2 separate regions of the Mus musculus genome follow, and region 1 is linked to region 2. The links are chromatin loops, found by intact Hi-C in ENCODE. Cell type or tissue: heart. All regions are shown on one strand.

The links. A loop is a pair of places that touch in the nucleus more often than their neighbours do. Peaks named below come from ENCODE experiments on the same cell type or tissue, not always from the same donor. Only the 100,000 strongest peaks of a DNase experiment are listed, where the experiment ranks them.
Region 1: a loop joins it to region 2, with 3 times the contacts of the local background. A loop is called at or near these places in 7 of 42 quality-filtered maps.

Annotation. Positions count from the first base shown.
Region 1 is chr8:88,242,111-88,247,110 of GRCm38, reverse strand. Tent4b (terminal nucleotidyltransferase 4B) reads right to left here. Exons shown (of 12, transcript NM_001372333.1): 2 at 3,747-3,870; 3 at 1,467-1,513; 4 at 626-746. Among named protein-coding and RNA genes, the nearest start is that of Tent4b, 45 kb to the right of the region's middle. In heart, a CTCF peak has its summit at 2,613 (motif pointing right); a DNase peak (open chromatin) is centred at 2,620.
Region 2 is chr8:88,116,341-88,121,340 of GRCm38, reverse strand. Cnep1r1 (CTD nuclear envelope phosphatase 1 regulatory subunit 1) reads right to left here and starts at 2,582. Exons shown (of 6, transcript NM_029074.3): 1 at 2,472-2,582; 2 at 1,490-1,561. The coding sequence starts at 2,496. Gm2716 (predicted gene 2716) reads left to right here and starts at 2,734. Exons shown (of 8, transcript NR_151771.1): 1 at 2,734-2,975. In heart, CTCF peaks have their summits at 2,574 and 2,775; a DNase peak (open chromatin) is centred at 2,660; H3K4me3 peaks cover 1,985 bases; H3K27ac peaks cover 1,064 bases.

The DNA of each region.
Region 1 (5,000 bases), 130 kb before region 2:
TTGCGACAGGACTTCTCTATAGAAAGCATGACTTCAGAGGCTATAGAGATGGCTCAATGGCTAAGAGTCATCACTTAGTGAGTTTAAGTTCAATTCCTAGCACCCACATTGTGGCTCAATCTGCTTGCAGCTCAGCTCTAGAGGATCCAAAGCCCTCTGCTGTAGCCCCAAAACACACACACAAAATAAAAACATATCCTTTTTAATTAAAAAAAAAAAAAAGGCCTTGACAAGATCTCAAGTGCAAAATAAGAGAACAATATCTTTTGTTATAACTAGGGGCTATTTAACAGAAACAAACTCACACTGTAGACCAGGCTGGCCTCAAACTAAGATCACCTGCCTCTGCCTCCCAAGTGCTGGGATTACAGGCCTGCGCCACCAATGCCCAGCTAGTAATCTATTTTTATATTTCATTACGCATGAAAAATTGGGTATTATTCTTAAAGAAATGTATAGCCTGGACAAGTTACTTTGATTCTCCAATGACAGTCTTTATGCATAGTCACTGTGACATTCAAAAAATGATTCACTGAGTCACATTCCAACTGTGCTATTCGAGATTAGAGTCCAAGTTTCTCCTGCAGGTAATAAGGCTCACAAAGACACAATGCTAAGAACTTACCGTTGCTTTGTCTAGAACTTTCACGGAATCCTCGTCAGCGACTTTGTGTTTCCGAAGGGCTTCTTCCAGGGTCCAGAGAGGCAGGTTCTCCCACTTCCCAAACACCACAAGATCGATGTCACTGTAGGGACACGTGTGAGGTTTCAAGAAGCATCAATCAGGTCTCTATTGTAGCTGACAATTATGCTTACCAACTTTAAGTTAGGGTAACAAGAATCCCTTTCCCTCTCTGCTTCAGAGCATCAGTGTGCTGATGGTAAGTTTTGGAAGGGAAGCAGAGGAGAGGGGAGGGGAGGGGAGGGGAGGTGAGGGGAGGGGAGGGGAGGGGAGGGGAGAGGAGGGGAGAGGAGAGGAGAGGAGAGGAGAAGCAGGGAGTGTCAATTTTAGCAACCTCATACCCTCAGGTATTTCACAGATCTCAGGCCCCAGGACATGAGATAATGCTGACAGAAACAAAACCTCAAACATATTAAATTCTATTAGTGAATGGTTTTTTGGTTTGTTTGGTTTTTCCTAGAGCCTTCTGGTATTAAACTTCACGTGTGCTGCCTCAATGAGATGTGACCTGACTATTAAGCTGCATAAAGCCAGAGCATCATGCTGGCTCTCAGTGTGTAAATACACGCATTTACTTCCAATCTCATTATTTATGTGCCTTTTCCATATCTCACCTATGACAACTGTTCTCACCAAGCTTTAGGACAGCCCAGACTACACAGAGACCCTATCTCAAAAACAATAAACAAACAAGCCCCATTTCTACTCAGACATATTCAATAGCCCCAGTGGACAATAATCCCTTCAAAATAATAATCCTTCAAAACTTCATCAACATACTAACCTGGTAGGTAAATACAGGCCAGTTTTAAAACTTCCAAATATCTGGACCTAGAACAAGGGAAGAAAAATCACATTAAGGTGCCTACAGAGAAATGCACGTCCCTTTTGTCCTCTACTGGTGTTTTAGAATGGACAGGTCCAAATACAAGGCTTTCCTAAAGTAGGGACACCATGCCTCACGGGCATTCACTCAGAGCATGGCTTATAATCTAAATCAGAGACGTTGAGGCCATTGAGATGGCTCAGCAGTTGAAGATGCTCGCTATGCAAGCCTGATGCCCAGACCACATATAGAGGTAGACAAAACCTGACTATAAAAACTGTCCTCACCCTATAGGTGGAACAACATTATGAACTAACCAGTACCCCGGAGCTCTTGACTCTAGCTGCATATGTATCAAAAGATGGCCTAGGCGGCCATCACTGGAAAGAGAGGCCCATTAGACACGCAAACTTTATATGCCCCAGTACAGGGGAACGCCAGGGCCAAAAAAAGGGGAGTGGGTGGGTAGGGGAGTGGGGGTGGGTGGCTATGGGGGACTTTTGGTATAGCATTGGAAATGTAAATGAGCTAAATACCTAATAAAAAATGGGAAAAAAAAACTGTCCTCTGACTTCTACACACATGCCTACATATACATATAATAATATACATGTGTACACATTATACAGAAGTTTCACAAGTTATGTTTCAAAGGCTAGTTAGTATTCTTTTACAAGATAAGGAATGTCACAAATCCTTAATTCTGTCCTCTCTGCAGGAGTTCTCTCATGAATTCAGAATATTTAGCTGCTGACCATGTGCTGATGTGTAGGTCAGTGCGAGAGAGTACCAGGAGCAGTCTATACAAGATCCTGATGTGCTATCAACTGAGAATCTTGGTCCACTGAGGACAGAGGCACCCAGGCAATTATACATGTGTCTGTAAGCCAAGTCAGGAAAATGCTAAACCATTCTGGTAAAAAAAAAAAAAAAAAAAAAAAAAAAGTTCCGGGAACCTAGCCGTATCTCTGCACTTCTATTTGTATGAATACAATTGCCTACCTCAGAAAGGTTTCGGAAAGATGGAGGCATCTTAACCTGGGGCAGGTTCTCCCTTGCTATAGGGTCTGTGCAGGTCATGGCACTGCCAGCAGCTTCCCTTTCTAGCCACTAGATGTCAGCAGTGCTTACAGAGGCATGCCAGGCGGAGCCATCTCTGCTGTGCCCCAGTGCAGTGAAGGGCACCTGTGCCTTCCCTTCTATTCTTTACCTATATTTGAACTTCTTTCTTTTGCCAAATGGACAAACCTGGCCCTGGCTTCCCTTACATCACTTCAGGAAGGTCTAAGGAATCTATGCAACAAAGTCAGTTACTCTTTGCTCAGGGAGGATTCTACAGCAGACCTGAAAGAATCCCTAAAAAATTAAGTATTAATGCCAATAATAAGAGATACACACGGGGCTGGAGGGATGGCTCAGCGGTTAAGAGCACTGACTGCTCTTCCAGAGGTGCTGAGTTCAATTCCCAGCAACCACATGGTGGCTCACAACCATCTGTAATGAGATCTGATGCCCTCTTCTGGTGTATCTGAAGACGGCTACTGTGTACTCACATACATAAAATAAATAAATAAATAATCTTAAAAAAAAAAAAAAAAAAAAAAAGAGATACACACAAAGTGGAGACTAAGGCAACAAATCTGCTCACTGACTGAGTAATCAAAAGAAGTTGGCCCGGGGAACAAAGAGTGGTTTGCAATGAGAGGCATACACTCGCCTGCATTTGCCCAAGACAGTCAACTTCAAGTAGCAAAAGAAATGCCGTCAGCTACAAGCCAACTGCAATGTTTACACTGACGGGCTAGAGTAAAAACAAAGATGAAGCCTTGATAAATCCCTTCCAGCAACTAACTACTGTACTGAGGCTGGACCTCTCTTTTCCTTGCATTAATAAGCCTAAGTTCTGTCCACTTTATTGGGTGCTACTCAGAACTGAGAGGAAGAGGTTTAGAGTAAAGCATCTGAGTGGAAGAAAGTCATCAACAAACCCCAAAGTCTACAGGCTGCAGGTCCCTGTTTGCCTTTAAGATGTGATTTGACCAAAGCTGGGTGTGGCACATGTCTGGGAAGCTTAAGGAGGCTTGAGTTCAGGGCTAGCCATGGGTATGACATCGTAAGACCCTGCTGCAAAATAAAGTAGACTACCTCTACCAAAGCACTTACAGTGTGAGTGAGTCTCTATGAGAGACAGTCTGGGGCAGGCTCTGCCTCAAGCCCAGGTCCAGGACAAGTACTCACATCAGCACTGGGCCAGAGCTCTTTAATCACACTCTCGATCCTGCTCACTACCTCCATCCGCATCTTCTCTTCCTCGGGTCTGGGAGACATGTACTCATAAAAATCACTGATTTCTTCATGCAGACTGAAGAAAAAAGCAGAAAGCAAATGTGAGGCGGGCCGATCCAATATGAAGTCAGTTTCATGAATAATCTTAAAAGTCTTATAATTCGGGGGGAGGGTATGAGGGACTTTTGGGATCGCATTGAAAATGTAATTGAGGAAAATACGTAATAAAAAAATAGTAAAAAAAAGTCTTATAATTCAGCTGATGAATTTATACTTGCAATTTTTGCCTTCATTTTAATATTATAATCATACAAGTTAAAGAGGTAATATACAGAATTTAATTAAAAGAAAGTAAGAAATCCCTTGTGTGTTCCTCTACTAAGCTGTAGGTGAGTTTTTGCCTTCCTTTTTCTTTTTAAAGTCATACAGGCCAGGTCTCATACTCTGCAGGCATAGACCAGGAAGGCAGGCCCTGAGCCCAGGCAGCAGAGCTTCCTGACTATCCCACCTCGCCACAAGGAGCAAAACAGTATGGCACTTGCTTAATGAATTAACTGTCAAATGAACAAGCTAGTCAGTGACCCAGCAGTGCCCTGAGAAGAATGTCAGGCAGAGAAGGGCTCTGAGAAAGCTGCAGGCTTCCAGAGACTACAGTGGGCAAGGCATGAAACCAAAGCATCTCATGTAGACAGGCCCGTCAGGAAGGGAATACAGGCTCAGGATAACGACAAAGCTAAGAAGGTCAGGCTAGGCTGAAGGTGTGGCTTGGTGGTAGAGCATGCGCCCTGGTATGTTCAATGAAAAGAGAAGGGGAGAGAAAGAGAGGGAGCCGGGCTTGGTGGCACACACCTTTATTCCCAGCACTCGGGAGGCAGAGGCAAGTGGATTTCTGAGTTCGAGGCCAGCCTGGTCTACAGAGTGAGTTCCAGGACAGCCAGGGCTATACAGAGAAACCCTGTCTTGAAAAAAAAGCAAAAGAGAGAAGGAAGGGAAAGAAAAGAAAAGGGGAAATTAAAAGGGAGGGTTGGAGAGACTACAATGTGAGCATTTAAGAAGATCGTATCAGATGGACAGAGCAGCAAGGCCTAGAACACATCATCACAGAAGACCTAGGACAGAAGCTCGGAAACACTGTACACACAGACAGCTGGCTGGGAACAAGACAACTGGGCCTTGGGCAGAACCAAAGACACTCCTTGCTTCCAA
Region 2 (5,000 bases):
TTATCATGTTTTTAATGAAAGTTACAGCCGGGCGTGGTGTCGCACGCCTTTAATCCCAGCACTTGGGAGGCAGAGGCAGGCGGATTTCTGAGTTCGAGGCCAGCCTGGTCTACAAAGTGAGCTCCAGGACAGCCAGAGCTATACTGAGAAACCCTGTCTTGAAAAACCAAAAAATAAAAAAAGAAAGTTACAACTTTTTTTTTTTTGGTTTTGGTTTTTTGGTTTGTTTGTTTTTTTATTTTTATTTATTTATTTATTTATTTATTTATTTTTATTTTTCGAGACAGGGCTTCTCTGTATAGCCTTGGTTGTCCTGAAACTCACTCTGTAGACCAGGCTGGCCTCAAACTCAGAAATCTTTCAGCCGGGTGGTGCTGGGATTAAAGGCGTGTGCCACCACCACCCAGCTGAAAGTTACAACTTTTAATTAAAAATATGTCTCTTAAGGCTGGAGAAATGGCTCAACCGGCTGCTCTTCTACAAGTCCCATGTTCAATTCCCAGCACCCACATGACAACTTACAACCCTCTATAACTCCAGTCCTAGAGAATCTTTTGGGGACTGCACATATGTAGTATACAAACATATGTGCAGGCAAAACACCCATACATAAAATAAAAAAAAAATATTATTGGAGGTGGGGTTGGAGAGATAGCTCAAAAGTTAAGAGCACTTGTTCTTGCAGAGAACCTGGGTTCAGTCCCCAGCACCCACACAATAGCTTATAATCACTAGCAACTCCTGTTGCAGGATATAAGGTACCCTCTTCTGGACTCTGCAGGCAACAGGCATGCACTTAAAATTAAAAAATATGTATTTTCATAAAAAATAACAATTCAACCATATAAAATAGTCTCTCCTTTTAGGGTAGCCAGTTATAATTTCCTTTTTCTTTAAAAAATTATTTAGTGTGTGTGTGTAGCTGCATGGTATATATAGGCATGCATGTCATAGCACAGCACAAATGTGAAGGTCAGAAGAGAAGTTTGTGGAGTCTGCCCTCTCCTTCCCCTTTAAATGGCTTCTGAAGATGCAACTGAGGGATATAGGCTTGAACGGCATACACCAGAGCTATCTTGCCAGCTCATAATTTTCTTAAGTACTTCTGTGTAATACGTTGTCAACAGCACTAAGTAATACATTTAAAAGTTGTCTAGCCAGGCTTGGTGGCTCACGCCTTTAATCCCAGCACTCAGGAGGCAGAGGCAGAGGCAGGTGGATTTCTGAGTTCGAGGCCAGCCTGGTCTACAGAGCGAGTTCCAGGACAGCCAGGGCTATACAGAGAAACCCTGTCTGGAAAAACAACAACAACAACAACAACAAAAAACAAAAACAAAAACAAAAAAAGTTGTCTAAACTCAGAAATCTTATAGCTTAGTAAAACAAGGATTTACTAGTCAAAAGTTTTAAAGAAAGGGAGTCGTTCCTACTTAGGAATAAAGCTATCAACCACACTTTATTTTCCCTTAGAAAGCATTCAGCAACTTACTTCTCCAACGTCCAGTGGCAGGTTGCAAGCAATGAATATATTCAGTAAGTCTTCTTTCGAAAGCCTTGAGATCTAGGTAAAGAGAATTCAGTTCTCTATCTGCTCTTTCTAGTCCGAAATGAAATTTGATAAAATGAAATTTTAGATCGACAAACTCCAACAGGTCTTGCACATCAAATTACTTGTGTCACGCACCGTTTGCTTATATAATAACAATTTTAAGTACACAACAAAAACATCATTTTTCGTTCATCCCAATTTCTGGAAACCAGTTGGTCTACTTTTAGAAGCTTGAAAACTGGTATGCTGGAAGACCAGCAGCAACTTCAGCCAAGAGTCAAAAGCTAAAACTGGGGGGTGCGGTGGAGGGTGTTTACAAATAAATGGACCAAACTCCAGCTTAATTCTAATTCTGTGGAACCAAGAACTTCCTGTTGAAACATCAAAATCCATGAGGTCTAATTGACTGCAATTATCCGATTCCGGCCCTAGCTCTTATCATTAATTGATGGCTATGTAGTATGGGCTTACTAGACTTCCATACACAGATAACGGGCTGTACAAACATACTCCCTTATCCTCCTAGGAATGGGTCGCCGGTGAACGTCCGGCCAGCAGCAGCGCCTACGCCTTGTGCTGTGGCAGAGCGTACCTCTGAATGAAGTAGGGTGTTATTCCCACAGAGGTGTTTTTTAAAAAATCAAAATAAAACAAAACTTTGAAAGGCCAAGAGTACATCTAAATTCCGGCAATTACAGAAGCCAAGGAAGAAATTAGGGTTACGGTTCGTTAGGTTGTCAAACAGAAAATGAATTCGCACTCTATAACTCGCAAGGGCTCGTCACTGAGACGGGGGGGCCCCCGAGCCCCTGCGGGGGGGGAAGGCGGCACCCCTCGGCGGCCGTGCGCCCCGCGTCCCCGCCACGCCGCCCTCGCGACCTCCTCAGCCTCGGGACGGGACCCGGCGGAAGACACACTCTACCTTCCGCTTGTTCCAGCGAGTTCATGTCGGGCGGCAGCTCCGGTCACCGCCACGGCCCGGTCCTCATCGCAGCCCGCCCTCCCCGCCCCGCCGACAGCGCCAACTCCCACCTCTAACCGCTCCCTTCAGCCCCTCCGTTTGGCACCGCCCATTTTCTAGAAACGTTGAGTTTATTGGGTAGCTCATCCAGACCCCTCAACTAAACTAGTTTTCTATTGGCTAATTTCAGCAAACGCCTTCGGGAACCCAGCGCTAGATGTTCAACTGGAAGGGCCGAGAATAGCGAGCAGCTAGGCTGATATAGCCATGGCGCCGCCTCCTGCCTCGGGGAGGAACTGAATTCTGTCCAAGCATACTTTATTTTTAAGCTTGGTTGCTTTCTTAGTTCTTAAAACAATGATTGAGCGCCCACTAACTTCTGGGCAGTATTTTGGTTGCTAAGGAGAGACCACCAATCTATCCCTGCCCTCAAGGAACTAAAGAGAAACTGAGATATGTTCAGCAGTAAGTACTAGAAGCGCCCCCAAGCAGATTTCCTTGATTTTGATTTCTCTTCTTTAGATATCCAATTCCTTAAGGAAGGATTTCTTTCTTGGTTATTTTCTCCTCATGTCGTCCAATATAGTCATAAAGAATGCACAAAGTGCCGGGCGGTGGTGGCGCATACCTTTAATCCCAGCACTTGGGAGGCAGAGGCAGGTGGATTTCTGAGTTCGAAGCTAGCCTGGTCTACAGAGTGAGTTCCAGGACAGCCAGGGCTAAGAGAAACCCTGTCTCGAAAAACAAACAAACAAAAAAAAAAAAACCAAAAAAACAAAAACAAAAACCAAAAAACAACAACAAAAAACAAAACAAAACAAAAAAAGAATGCACAAAGTATGTCTTTGTAAGTATAACAAAAATATGTACAGGGTTAGCAAAATTAACATTTGATTAAAATGACCTGTTATTTCTGTTTATTTCCTGGTGGTCATTGATTCATTCAAGAGGTATTTATTGCATGACATGCTACGCATTGTATTTGTCCCATATTACATTATATTTATGACCACGGTAGATAAGATTGCATTCCTCACAGTGAAAGGTTTCAGGGAGCAATAAACATAAAAGTAGGCAACTGATTTCAGATAACAGTAGCTCTATGGAAAAAGCAACCAATATTAAAGACAGGAGGAAGGAGGTCCAGAAGTGTTGCAAGGAAGTTTGAGCTGAGAGGCCCAAGAAGACGGAAAGGATCCAGCCACACAGATCAGGGCTGAGAAGGTCTTTGAGCAACACCGCCATGTTCCCAAAATTGATACATTGTGTGTTTTACTAATCAACCTTTGCCCTAACTCACTTATCAGCTCCTGACTCCTTTGTTTTATAGACTCCTCTACCCTAGTAGCACTTTCTAAACTTTCCCATTAAGGAGCCTTCTCTGGTCCAAACCCTTTACATGCATTATCTCATTTAAACTTTTACGATGACTTGTTTGTTTTAGAGATGGAGTTTTTCTCTGTAGATTAAGCTGGTCATGAACTTGCTACAAAGGTCCATTCTGGCTTCAAACTTGCAGTCCTCCTGCTTAAGCCTTTCAAGTATTCAGGTGTGAGTTGCCAAGCCTGACTTAAAGATGTGTGTGTGTGTGTGTGTGTGTGTGTGTGTTATGTTTTTTTCCAAACAAGGTTTCTCTGTATAGCAACCTTGACTGTCCTGGAACTCACTTTGTAGAGTAAGCTAGCCTAGAACTCAGAGACCTACCTGCAGTGCTGGGATTAAAAGCATGGTACCATCATGCCCAGCTTCGAGATGAATTTTTAATGTTATGGATCAAAACCTATGAGTTATAAAATATACTTATTAGATGATGACATCTTGATGTTTTGAGCCAGGGTCAGACATATTCCTGGCTGTTTTGTAACTCTCTATGTTGACCAGGTAGGTTTTGAGTTCACAGAGATTTTCTTGCCTTTGCTGGGATTAAAGGAATGCTACACTACACCCTTGCCCATAGCCATTACTTTTTTTTTTTTTTTTTTTTTTTTTTTTGAGACAGGGTTTCTCTGTGTAGCCCTGGCTGTCCTGGAACTCAGAAATCCACCTGCCTCTGCCTCCCAAGTGCTTAAAGTAATTAAAGGCGTGCGCCACCACCACCCGGCGCCATTTCTTTTAAGAACAGAGGCAGCTGAGTGTGGTGGTACAAACGTTAAGTCCCAGCACTCAGGAGGCAGAGGCAGGCAGATTTACCCAGGGAGCTCCAGGCTAGCAAGACTACACAGTGAACTCTGTCTTTTTGGTTTTTGTTTTTTCTTCAAGACAGGGTTTCTCTGTGTAGCCTTGGCTGTCTAGAATCTTGCTCTATAGATCAGACTGGTCCAGATCTGTCCCCCAACCCCCTGCTATCCGACTTTTGCACATCCCATACCTCCTCCCCACCCCTCACTGGCTGTTCTTGCAAAGGACCCAGGTTCAATTCCCAGCACTCACATGGCGGCTAATAAGTGTCTGTAACTCCAAATCCAGGCGTCTAATGCCGTCTTCTGTCCT